2 separate regions of the Homo sapiens genome follow, and region 1 is linked to region 2. A link is a contact called in ENCODE Hi-C or POLR2A ChIA-PET data. All regions are on one chromosome and are shown on one strand. Each heading gives the region's core, a stretch centred on a gene start or an enhancer-like site at or near the end of the contact. The rest is flanking DNA. Distances are from core to core; before and after follow the strand shown. Region 1 has its middle 140 kb from the start of LINC02659. Region 2 has its middle 98 kb from the start of LINC02659.

Region 1 (6,045 bases), core at 2,747-5,246, 36 kb before region 2:
TCAGAGAAGCATAGAGATGAAAAAAGCTCTAGAGATACTGATGGTTAAAATTGGAATGCATGAAATTCAGGTATGGCAGCTTGCCAGAGAGGGGACACAAATGCTTACCCGTATGGCTGATATTAACATGAGGAAGGAAGATACCGGCTGGGCACAGTGTCTATGGGCACGTCTACAATCCTGGCAATTTGGAAGGCTGAAGCAGGAAGATAACTTAAGGCCAGGAGTTCAAGATCAGCCTCGGCACCATAGTGAGACCCCCAACTCTACAAAAAAATTTTTAAAACTTAGCCAGTCATAGTGGCACACACCTGTACTCCCAGCTATTAGAGAGGCTGAGGCAGGAGGGTCACTTGAGCCCAGGAGCTTGAGGCTGCAGTGAGCTATGATCACACCACTGTACTCCAGTCTGGGCTATAGAGCAGTACCCCATCTCTTAAAGAAAAAAAAGCAAAGAAGAAGGTTTAGTGCTTTAGGATGGCCTGTGCAGATGCAGGAAGAAACTGATGAAGATTAAGAAAGCACATAGTAAGTTGCTGGGATGACAAAGAGATGTTTCCAAACCTAAGCCCAGACCGCTCCCTCTGCATGGACTGACCACAAGCAGTGCTGAAGGGTGGGTGGACAGAGCAACCAAGGCTGTTGACCCCAGCACAGAGTCTGCTGTGGGGGCATGGGGGAGGTAATGAGTCGAAAAGCAGTCAGTTTTGCCCATTAGAGTCAGGGTTCTCCAGAGAAACAGAGCCAATAGGAGGCACACATAGATGCAGAGAGTTAGCATGGGAATTGGCTTACATGGCTGTGGAGGCTGAGAAGCCCCCAGACCTGCAGCAGTAATCCAGAGACCTTGGAGAGCCACTGGTGCTGCAGTCAGAAGGCCAGCCGGCTTGAGAGGCAGGAAGACTTCGCATTTCGTCTGAGTCCAGAGGCAGGAAAAGCCAATGCCCAGCATGAAGACTGTCAGGCAGTAGGTCTCTCTTACTGGCGGCTGGTGGGAGGGCCAGCCTTTCTGTCCTTTCCAGGCCTTTAACACATTGGGAAAGTCAATCTGCTTTACTCGGTCCATGAATGTAAATGCTAATCGTATCCAAAAACACCCTCATAGAAACCCCCAGAATAATGTTTGACCAAATATCTGGCCATTGACACATAAAATCACTGAGGCCAAAACACAAAATGAGCTGTTAGAATGACCGAGCTACACTGAAATAAGTGTGAGTAGTTTTGAGCAGATGGTAGAGATAGAGCCTCACTGCCAGCAGGCCCAGCTGGAGGAGCAGTGAGAGGGCGAGGGCCCTGGTGCCCAGCACATGAAGGTGTGTGAGCATTCACTCAGGTTAGTGTATTACTTCCATCCACATGAGAATCCCTCCACCCTGCCCACGTCCCTGACTAGAGGAATTCCACCAGGCTATCTTCTCTCCCTGTCACAGGAGCTTCTCAGGCTGTCATATGGAAACAGCCCCACCCTTCCCTTCTGCTTGTACCTGGATGGAGACATTTGGGATCTAGGGCTTCAGGAGAGTAGAGGTTGTTCTATACCTCAGAGGGACAGATGCCCTGCATAATCCCAGGTTCTAGCTAGACCTGCCTGGAACTAAAAATCAGAACAGAGAGCCTCTTACAAATGTCCCTGGCCTCAAAACATGTTTCATTTTAAAATATAACAATAATAACAGGGCCCCGGGGGAATGTTATAAGAATGTGATCCAACTGCAAATGGGATGAATATCAAGACAATTTCCAAAATCAAAGGGCGCCCTATGGGACACTGAGTGAAATGGGTGCTCTCATTCAGCTTCTCAATTTTCCTTTTTCAATATGAATTCCCTAAAATACACATTAAAATGTAGCAGGGATAAGTATTTGTCACAAAAAAATCAATTGCCAAAACCATCACGCTGGATAGGGCATAAGATCAGCAACAGTTCAGGGACTTTGAAAGCAACCTAAATTCTTAGGAAATGGACTGTGTTTGCTCTAAGGATGTCATTGAGAGCTACATCACCTAGTGTCCTCTATCAAGACCTATGAGGAATATTTCTCTTAGGTCTCAGTACCAGAAATAGCTATGCCTGTCCTGAGCCACTGGCTTGTGCTTTCTTTATGGGCACCCTGACATGCAAATGATGTTACCTCCTTTCTTCTTGTTGCTAGGAAACCCAGCCACATGTGTGGGTCACCTATAGCAAGGTTGCAGGACATTCTGGAATGCATTTTATGGCCAGTATAAACTTTTGTCTGTCCATAGTTTCCCTATTCATACTATCCCTTTGCTAGTTTACATATGGCATTATATTTTTAAGAGACACCTTAAATCCTTTCAGGAATGAAGACAAGAAATAAATCATTGAATAAAGAAATACAAATAATGGTTTTTATTTACAAAACAAACAAACAAAAGGGGACCTAAGAATGTGTAAGTTCAATAGTGTCTGCACAATATGAGTCCACGGCAGGGGATGTTTCTAACAACACAGTCAGATCCCTGTCTGGAAGTTTGCGGTCCATTCCAGATGCAACATTTTAGGAGTGATGACCACCAACATCGGACACATTGGAAGAAGAAACGATGGGAGAAGAGTCTGGGAGGTTTGAGGAAGCACTGAAGAAATGTAGTTAACCTGGAGAAGTGTAGACTTGGGAGAACATTCTAGAAGTCTTTGGATTTTTGAAGACCAATCACATGGGAAAAAAATGCATTTATTCTGTTGCAATTCAGACAACAGAATTAGAATCAGGGATTGACAGCTAAAGACTGGGGCAGGTTTGAGATTAATATAGAGAGAAGTTCCAATCAGAATGTCTGTAGAACAAAAGCACGGGCGTGAAGGGGAGATGGGGGTATGTGAAAACAGGCCTGCATCCCAGGGGCAGGCCCACAGCGCCAGGTGATGGGAGTAGACATTCACAAAATCCTCTTTCCAGCATGTCTTCATGCCAAAGGAGCAAGGTGATGCCCCCAAAATCTTGGCATTTGAGGTGTCCCTTATTCGCAGTTAACTGTCCACTACACAATGTATTGCTTTCTAAAGGAAACATTTACCCAAGAGGAAAGGCCAGTTTTACTAAGGAAAGCGCCATTGTGAGAACCAGACCTTCCCGTGACGGATGATGGATGTGCGTTTGATTGGCCGGTAGTGCCTGCTGCTATGCAGATTCGGCTTCTCCACTCCACCAGGAGAGGGAAGGAAAACACTTCCCTCCACGCCACATTGCAGATCAAGACAAAGTTCACTCCTAATTGCAGCGGGACTGACCTGGTGCAGGATGGGCTGGGGGAATTAACGGAAACAAACCGAAGGATGACTCTGGCAGCACACTGATGAAGAAACCAAGAGGAAATGAAGCCAGCAAGGGCGCCCACAAGTTTATTTCAGAGTCGACAGAGCATGGACCTAACTGAGCAGAGCTTCTGATTTATGAAGTATTTTTATTATATTACCTATTTTATATTATATTGGCGGCTCTGCTCTTTGAGACAGAAAAATAAACAGCAGCCCTGCAAGAGCCTTTGGTCTAGAGAGAAGAATATAAACACAACCTTCCTGCTCTGAATGGAGATTCCTGCCAAACGTTGTTTCGGGGTTTTCAGGCTTCTGAGATTGGCCTTTGTGTTTAGGAAGGCGAGGTTCACACGAAATATAAACGGTCCTATTCTCTAAGTTTTGAAAAGGCGAAGAGCTTAAGGTTTGTTTGATAAAACCAATAGAAATGCACCATTGCCCACTGCTATAGGAAATGTGTGTTTCCTATTTTGTCTGTGCAATGGCTAAATAGCCCTGCGTTGGCACAGCCAATTCCACAAGTGGGCAGGATTCTATCGGCCAATATGATCCTGAGCCTCCCCGCCCTTTGCCATTCTTTGAGGAGCTAGAGCCTGACAGAGGTGCTGAGGAGGCAGCTCTGCCTCCCATAATGCATGTGTGTTTTCTTTTCTCAAAGAAACAATTCTTCCACTAGAGCAGATGCCAGTTCCAACAGAGAGCTCGCCGGGGGCCTTTCTGGCTCCTGCAGGCTGAACTGAGTCATTGTTCACAGTGAGTTAGTAAGGTTTTATGCTAAACATGTGTTATCAGCTTCCAGCATGCCCCTCCCTCAGTGTGTACCTGGAAGCATTCCTGCCTGCTCTCCCGCATGGGCACCCTAGTGACGAGGAGAGGCACACAGGGACCCTATGGCAAAGATGAAGTAGCAAGGAGTTTCATCGGCATACACAGGCACATGCTCTCTACTCTTCAGACTCATCTATAAACAAAGTGCTATTTATCTTCCATGAAACAAATTAAAAGCTCAAAGTCAGAATGTCTGCAGCCTTGTATGGAGTGAGTACATTTCACACTCAACATTCGTTACAGTCTGGGACCAAGGATTTCACTGCGTTTTCCTAGTGCAGTGCTAGCCCCAAACCTGTTCCCTGTAAAAGCTTGTGAATGATGAAGGAAAGAACAAACAAGTGAATAAAGGAAGGCCTCACAGATACAACTGGATCATGATCCAGCTCTTATCAAAACCAAAGCATGTACCAAACTAACCAAGCTCCAGTTCCCATCCCCAGACATGGGTCACAGTGAGGCTTGCCCTGTATTGTATGCCAGAATCATAAATTAGGATTCCTAGCAGATGAGAATGTACAGGATCAGCACTGCCACAGGGATGAAGTGGAGAGCAGTGGGTTTCTCAGAGGCTACAGAACTGCTGATGCAGAAGCCTAGGGACATTTTCCACACCCCTCGGAGAAACGGGCTGGCTGGCCTCAATTCCCCCAAGACCATTTTAATTGTAGTGAAAAATGCGTAAAATAAAATGGACCATCTTAATTTAACCCTTTTACAGTTTACAGTTCTGTGGCGTTAAATACATTCACATTGTTGTGCAACCATCCCCACCATCCATCTCCAGAACTCCTTTCATCTTGCAAAACTGAAATTATCCCCATTAGACAACAGCTCCTGATTCCTCCTCCCGCAGCCCCTGGAAACACCATTCTTTTGTTTCTATGAATTTGACTTCCCTAAGAACCTCACAGAAGTGGAATCATGCAGCACTTGTCCTTCAGTGACTGGCTTATTTCACTGAGCATGATGTCCTCCTGATCCACCCATGTGGTGTGAATCTGCCATTGTTTTTGTGCAGGATGGAATCAGAGCCTCGTGCACATCCCAAGAGGAGCCACTGCCACCCCAGGACCTCCATCCCTCCCAGCATCCTGGTCCTCACACTGGAAGGAAGCCCAACTCACTTTTTTTGGATGGCTCAATGGGGCTTCATTACACTGTAAGCTAAACTATGCTTACAAAAATGGGATCTTGCTATATAACTATGGAAAATACAAGCTTAAGCAAATAGGCATTTCCCTGCTCATGTTAGAAGGTCAAGTTGGTTAAAAGAAAAAAGGCCATGTGGATCAGCTGGTGGCCCAATTAGAAAGCTCAGAGACAGTCCAAGCCCTTGTTTTCATTATCCCAAATGAGGAAACGCGGCAGCTGGAGCTGTGTATAGCCCCAGGGCCTGGGAACAACACTCAGGCCATCTGGATTCCCCACGAAGGAAAAGCTCCGCCTTTTAGTCTCTGAAGCTGCAGGATTGAGGAGATTCGCAGAGGAAATGTGTGTTTCTGTGGTCTTGGGCCCCTCCGTCACCCACCCAGCCACTTGGGGCCCAGATAGAAATGATGGTCAGTGGGGCAGACCAACAGCCTTCTAACTACATTCCCCAGCATGCCCTCTTTTTCCTTTCCTTCTTTGAGGGAGTCCTTAAATTTCTGCTAGCTGAAGTGGCAAAAACTCCCTCGCATACCCTTACTCTGTTGCCCTCGCTGAGCAGCTGACCAAGGGCAGCGTTGCTGATCACAGACAGATAGATGGCCGAGCGAGTGGAGGAAAGCCTGTCCAACCCCAGCCCCCTCTGGACCTCAAGCGGCCTGTCTAGCCCTGGAGTGCTGAGAGTCACAGCATTTAAACACCAGGGCAGCAAGTTCTGGTGCAACGGCCTGACCCCACGTAGTCCCTGGCTCCTCTGTGAGCCATCCCCAGGGGATAGGCA
Region 2 (6,342 bases), core at 1,754-4,253:
GTAGCACTGGAGGGGCCCACCCCTCTAGATGAGTATTAGTTCCAGGAGACAGGCTTTAAGTTTAGCCACATCTTCACCCTAACAGACAGCAATCCCTTGATGCTGCAAACCCATGCAAGGGTCCTCTCTGAACAGGATTTCCTTATTGGTTAATTCTATAGGAAAGTATTTTCCCCCTAAAAACTTAAAGAAAATAATTTCAAATTGGCTGCAGTATGGAGAGAAATCTAGGTGTAATCAAGCCTAGGGCTCATCAGATGAAGAGCAATGGAAGATGCAGAGATACAGAAAGGCAGGATGGGGTGTGGTGGCCCGAGAGCCTGGACCGGAACCACAGGCTCAGCCCAGCCCTTTCCCATCCTATGTCTTTATGCAAGCTATTTATCCTCACTGTGCCTCAGTTTCTTCATCCAGGAAATGGGATATTAAAAGTACCTCTTCACATGGCTGTGAAAAGCAAATGGATTAGCACACATATGAGCTAGAACAGACAGCGTGGCATGTAGTGACACTGCACGGGGTGCTTATTCTTATCAGGTTCTACAAAGCTCTGCTTCCCAGGTGTGCTTTGCCACTGCTGACCTTTAGAGGGAAATTGACTGCAGAAAAGATGCCAATCATTAATTTCTGTGATCTCCTGCCCCCAAGCTTGCAGATCAGAGCTCAGAAAGGATTTACATGCTCACCCTGAACTCAGAACATTTTTGGCAGAACTTTTCCATCCCAAGGAATTGCCAATTAATTATATCGAGCATGCCTTGCTCTGAGCTAGAAATGTCATAACAAAGATTTTCCTTCAAGAGATGGATCAGGGGGCCTGTTTGCCCTGAAAACACCAGGGAAGCTGATAAGACATTCAATGGATGTGCTGCCCTGCAGAGGAGAAGCAGAGGAGGAAAGGGGAGGAGAAACAGCAGCAAAGGGAGGAAGAATAAACAATTTTGAAAGGCACTTCAGATTCATTTTATCATCACGCAGGTCAGAAACTGTTTTTCAGGGCACATTAGCACCACCTCGCTCTCTGCACTCTCTCGCCCGGTCCTCCATGGCTGTGGCCAAGCAGAGGCTGGGCACCATGTCATACCTTGCTCTGTTCTGTCTTCACCCACATCTGATAGATCATCAAGCACTGCTGGTTCTGTCTAACCCCGCGTGGGTTCAGGATTTCATTACCAACACATGGCTCACTTAAGGAAATCTGTCTGGCAGGAAAAGTGAGGACAGCTTTGGGTTTCATCCTAAGAGAGAAGTCAAGATGAGAGGGAAAAGCATCCACCAATGAAAAATATCTAAAATTCAGGCCAACTGCAAGGAGGCATCTTTCACCCCATCCTGGGCAAGTGTGCTCTGCACTCTGCCCTGTACCCCACATGGAGATCTGACTTTTCTCATCTCTGCATCCCCGTTTGATTGCTGCCAATCAAATGCCCCTGAGCCCACACACGCCCTGCTATCCAAAGGCGTCTTCTCACAGACCCTCTCTGTGAGTCATCTGGCTCACCCTGGCCCAATGTTGACATCCCTGTGTGTGTCTCATTTTCAAAATCCAGAAGAAAGACACTGCAACTGGTCAATATGGTGCCATATGGAGCTACCCAGCTGGGCAGGGCTTTCCCAACAGGCCACTGACAGAATACCTAAAGTCAGCTGCTTTCCAGCAGGCTCAGACCCACAGTCCTGTCATTTATAGCAATATCATGTAAAAATATATATATATTTTTTGACCTTCGGTGGTCAACGCACTCATTTATACTTCTAGCTGTGTGTACATTGGGCATCAGCGGGTATGGGCATGCAGGTAATCACTCATTAGAGGGGCAAGAGGAAGGTAAAGAACAACCAGCTCCTGAACACATTAAAGCTCTGTTGGGGTCATGTTGTATTTCATGAATCCAGACCCATGGCAAAGAAGAGTTTGCCATAGCCAGTTACAAATTGTTTCTTTTACAATGTTCATTCTTATCAGCAGTTCATGGGAGGAGTGTCTCTACCGCAACCCACCAGGGCAACCCCACACGTGAAGTCAGCATTTAAACATTGGCCAGGGATGCACCAGACCACCCAGGCTCCCACAAGCTCCCAGCCCGGTGCCCACGCTGGCCAGGCCTGTGCTGGCTGGAGCTCTGGGACCTGGATTGGGGCCGCCAAGATGCTTTGAGAGGTCTGACATTACCACTTATTTAACCATGCTGTTGAGGGTACAGGGCCAGAGTGTGGTCTCCATGGCAACTGATTGCAGCATTGCACATATCTGGAGGGAGAAGCACATTTTTAGATGGATGATAGAGGAGGTGGTCTGAGAAAAATGTCCAGATTGTTTAACTCTTTTGTGGCATTGGGAAACTTATTTAAACTTTGACTTCTTTTCCACAAAAAGGAACTATAGATGTGTACATGGATTTCAGTGGAGATTGGTAAGAGCAGTCTAGAATAGTATTTACCCTCTAGAATAGAGGAGGATAATTTGGCAAGGGGTGGCTTCAGTTTCTGAAATTGGCTCCAGTTTTAGAAATGACAGAAAGCAAATGACATCATCCCGGTGGCCTGACAAATACCTTCAACTTATTCCATTATTCTACTTAGCTCTTTAATCTTAAACAAAAGATGGCTAAAACTGTGACTTTCATAGAGTTCCTCCATGGTAATACTACATATGGGTCACTCCATTTCCTTCCTGGGCTAGTAAATACCTCTGCTTTTATGGTGAGGACTTCTGCCAGCTGTAATGAGCTCCCCTGCGTTCCCCAGGGCTGAGAGCAACTGTGTTGGCCCCTAGTGACTCAGCTTCCTGTGCACCTGGTTTCAGGTCTGAGCCCTCAGGGAGCTGACCTGGGGGAAATGGCTCCTCCTTCATGAGATCAGCATGGCTCCTCATGCCATGAGGGGCAGGCACCAAGGCCTGCCCAAGTCTCCTCTGAGCTCACAGAGGGCAGCCCCTGACTGGCTAAGCCAGCCTTATGCCCCATCATGATCATCTGGGCACAGAGCCTGGCCTTCTATGACAGGGACAGAGGGCTGCTGCCAAGAGCTCAGTCCTGGGCTGCTGTCTCTCTGCAAATGGGGAGGAAAGATGTCCTCTTCCAGCCCGTGGAAGCTGGGAAACCTAGCAGATATTCGAATGAGTTCCTAGGACCTAGAGAGCTGATAATCAGGGCTCACAGCTGCTGAACTGAGCTCCCAAGTAGAGCCTCAGCCCAGGTTGGTCCAAGAGTAAAAACAAAGCAGTCCAGAAGACCTAACTAACAGGGAGCTTAAGGGAGCAAGCTAAACTCTACAACACCCTAGGAATTAATACCCAAAATATACATCATGTTAAGAAATAGCTAAAAGCAGTCATGTAGAATTTAAATCTTATCTCACACCTCTTGGAGTAAAATCAAGGTCAGATTTTACTCTGACTTTACTCTTAGATTTTACTCTTCCTCTGTCTTACAGCAGCGAGAGAACTCTGAATGCGCTTGATAGATACAGATGGATATGATTGGTCAGGAATTTGGCAGAATGTCCGTAAGATCAATTGCATGTAGTGCATTGAAAATGCTATGTTCTGGGGTGGAACTGCCTTATTTCAGAATATATGATGCTTGAGGGCTTACAATTATCTGAAAGAAAAAACCCCAGAAATAAGATGTCAACAACTTCATTTTTGTAACCCATATTGATGACTGTGAAAAACTCTTTGGCATCAATAAAACTTGAGTGATTGCCTTTTCCAATTGTCCAAAATGAGAAGCAGACCCAAGCAGGCACATTTCTGCCAAGGGAGATTTCTCTTAATTATCCCTGAACCTCACTGGCTGCAGGGCTTGGTAAACAGCCGCAGCCTCTGCTCTCTGTAACATGACCTCCTGTATAGCACACGCTCATGTGCACAGGCATCTGCACATACATGCACAAAATGCACACCTAAGAAGAGAAACCAGCAGGACCAAACTGGCTTGGAAAGATGACGACGGGACTTGCTAGGTAAGAGTGTGGGCAGAGCACAGGATAGATGACAAATCTTTGCCAAAAGTTTTATAACATGGGACCCAGTTCGCTAAGAGGTCCTCAGCCTCCGTGTTTAGATAAATGAGGGTTTAAATTACTCAAAAGTGACTTGCCTTCTAAAACCACACAGAATTCTTTTTTTTTTTTTTTTGCAATAAAACCTCAAGACTCCCAAATCTCAAAGAAGCAAAAAAGCCATGTCCCTGAGGACTAAAATAGAAAGAGAAGGAAGCGGCAGCCAAGAACATTATTTCCAGCTCACATAGGACCACCCCTCTGTTTGCATACCCGTTATGACTTGGAAAGGAGGTTAAGGGTCCAGTTTAACCCACCAACATTAATATTTTGAGGCCAAGTGGCATCTTCCTGGAGTGGGGGCCGAACAGGCCCGTGGAGAGCGTGCGTTCTTTCTGAACCACGACAAGGCTGCAGTGCCTTCAGTGCTTAAATCCAAGGAGCCAAAGATAATTTCCAAAAGACTGTGCTTTCTAAGGGCAGAAGGTGAAGGGAACAAACAATGCTCCATCTCCCTGAGGACTGGGAAGATTATTAGGTTACCATTTCAAGACAGGAACATTCAGACATGATGTAGTATTTGGACTCAAGAGTGGAAGGCTGAACCCAAAGCAAATCAGTTAAGCTTGAATGTTGGGGAAGTGATTTCTCTTCTCCCAACTTGACTATTTTCTCCCTGTGTTGATTCATTGCATCTACAAACCTTAACACTTTTACCACGTGACTGCTATTTTTCTCTCTATCTTCCCAAGTCCCCTCATTAGAAACCACTGTTGGCCAAACAAGCTAATGAGCGGGACTGTCCTGGCCAAGCCACAGGAGAGACAATTACAGACTTTGACTGCAGGCCGCACACTCACTGGTTCTCATTCTAACCTCCATTCTCTTCCTTCTTTATCCTCCCTCTGTTGGGGTGAACATTTGGCATCAAATGAACCTAGGTACGGTTCTGTGCGCTCACTAGTGCTGACAGTGTAGGCAAGAAACAACTTTCTGAGCCTGTTTTCTCAGATGGGAGATACAACCCACCAGGGTGAGAATTAAATGAGGTGGTTAATAAGGGTAATGCCGTTAACCCACCAGCCCTGAGCTCTATTACACCAGCCCTTTAAAAGCAGAGAGCTTGCCCTGGCTTCCCTGTGGCGTGGGTGGGTACAGAACTCCCAGGGGCTTGTTTCACCAAATTTCCCCACAAAGCCCTGCATAAAACGCCATTGTAGGGCCCAGCTCTGTCTGAGAGAGCCTGTCAGGACAGTTCAACAGCCTTGTTTCCAAATAAGTAGAAATATGAAACAGGCTGGTAAACTTTTGTTTAAAATCTGACCTCTTTTTTAAGATGACCATTGTTTTCCTAAATTCACTTTCCTTCCTTTGCTTCCTGTCCATAAAGAAAGTTCACACTCACAGGCTCGAAACACCTCACAGCATGGAATGCACATGATGTCACCCAGGAGGACCTCTACAGGGGAATTCCAAGTCAGAGCCATGCCACCGTGAGAAGTCACCACGAGTCTTGGGCCACGTGGGTCATGTTCAGATGCTCTGGGCTGACCTGTGAGCCCGAGAGAGAGAGAGAGAGAGAGAGAGAGAAAAGAGGCCACAGAAGGCTCTGTCGCTGATGGGCTTTCCAGATGGCGATTTAAATTATTCTGAGTTGTCTGAAATAACATTGCCCTTACTGCTTTTATGTTTTTCTTATATACTTTTTAATTCTAATAGATAAAAGGCTTTTAAATGATTTTCCATAAAGGTATAAAATTACCCCTGCAAAGAGAAAAAATACTAACGCATATAAATAAACATATTCTGTTTACAGTTTTTTGATTGAAGGAGAGGTCAGGGATGCTTTGATTCCTTTGCAACCCCTCCTCCCTTCATTTTAGAATGTGCCGTCATCTTCTCTTTCTGCTTCCTTCCACCTTTGAAATGCTCCCACATCACCTCTTTGCTGATGGTGTTCCCTGCTCTTCTCTTCCCCCAAGAAGAATTAGTTCTTCCCTGTTGATGGCTTTCTAATTGTTTTATTTACCCCAGCTACAGTATTGATTACTCCCCAATTATTTGCATAAACTCTACTTCTCGACCCACTCAGCTACTTCATGGAGACCTATAATGCTAATACCATAGGAAAGCTTCTGGTCCTGGAAATTAAAAAACAAGAAGTTGAGCCCAGAAACCACACGGCAGGGAAAATGTAGAGTGTGAGAGACAGGGCTGGTGGTGGTATGGGTTGATCTAGGCAGTGGGTGAGTGAGTCTTTCTCAAGACAGTTCATTGAGGGATTTGGAAAGAAAGCACAGGTGTCCCACTGGCTATTAGGCATGCATGTGGATTTGG

The links. A loop is a pair of places that touch in the nucleus more often than their neighbours do. ChIA-PET counts read pairs that join two places held with the same protein, here RNA polymerase II (POLR2A). Pooled maps may share reads with other maps.
Region 1: a map with no recorded cell type shows a loop between it and region 2 (15-fold over the local background). The contact joins two enhancer-like sites. A Hi-C loop is called at or near these places in 1 of 37 single-sample maps with no recorded cell type and 2 of 50 pooled maps. POLR2A ChIA-PET finds 5 or more read pairs at or near these places in 1 of 52 experiments (GM12878).

What each region holds. Positions count from the first base shown.
Region 1 is chr10:44,044,687-44,050,731 of GRCh38, reverse strand. No RefSeq gene overlaps it. Among named protein-coding and RNA genes, the nearest start is that of LINC02659, 140 kb to the right of the region's middle. RefSeq lists an enhancer at 1,521-1,690. Within about 2 kb of position 3,996, at least 5 of the 41 ENCODE cell types and tissues checked have a DNase peak (open chromatin) inside an H3K27ac peak, as active enhancers do.
Region 2 is chr10:44,007,605-44,013,946 of GRCh38, reverse strand. No RefSeq gene overlaps it. Among named protein-coding and RNA genes, the nearest start is that of LINC02659, 98 kb to the right of the region's middle. RefSeq lists enhancers at 3,051-3,130, 5,261-5,580. Within about 2 kb of position 3,003, at least 5 of the 41 ENCODE cell types and tissues checked have a DNase peak (open chromatin) inside an H3K27ac peak, as active enhancers do.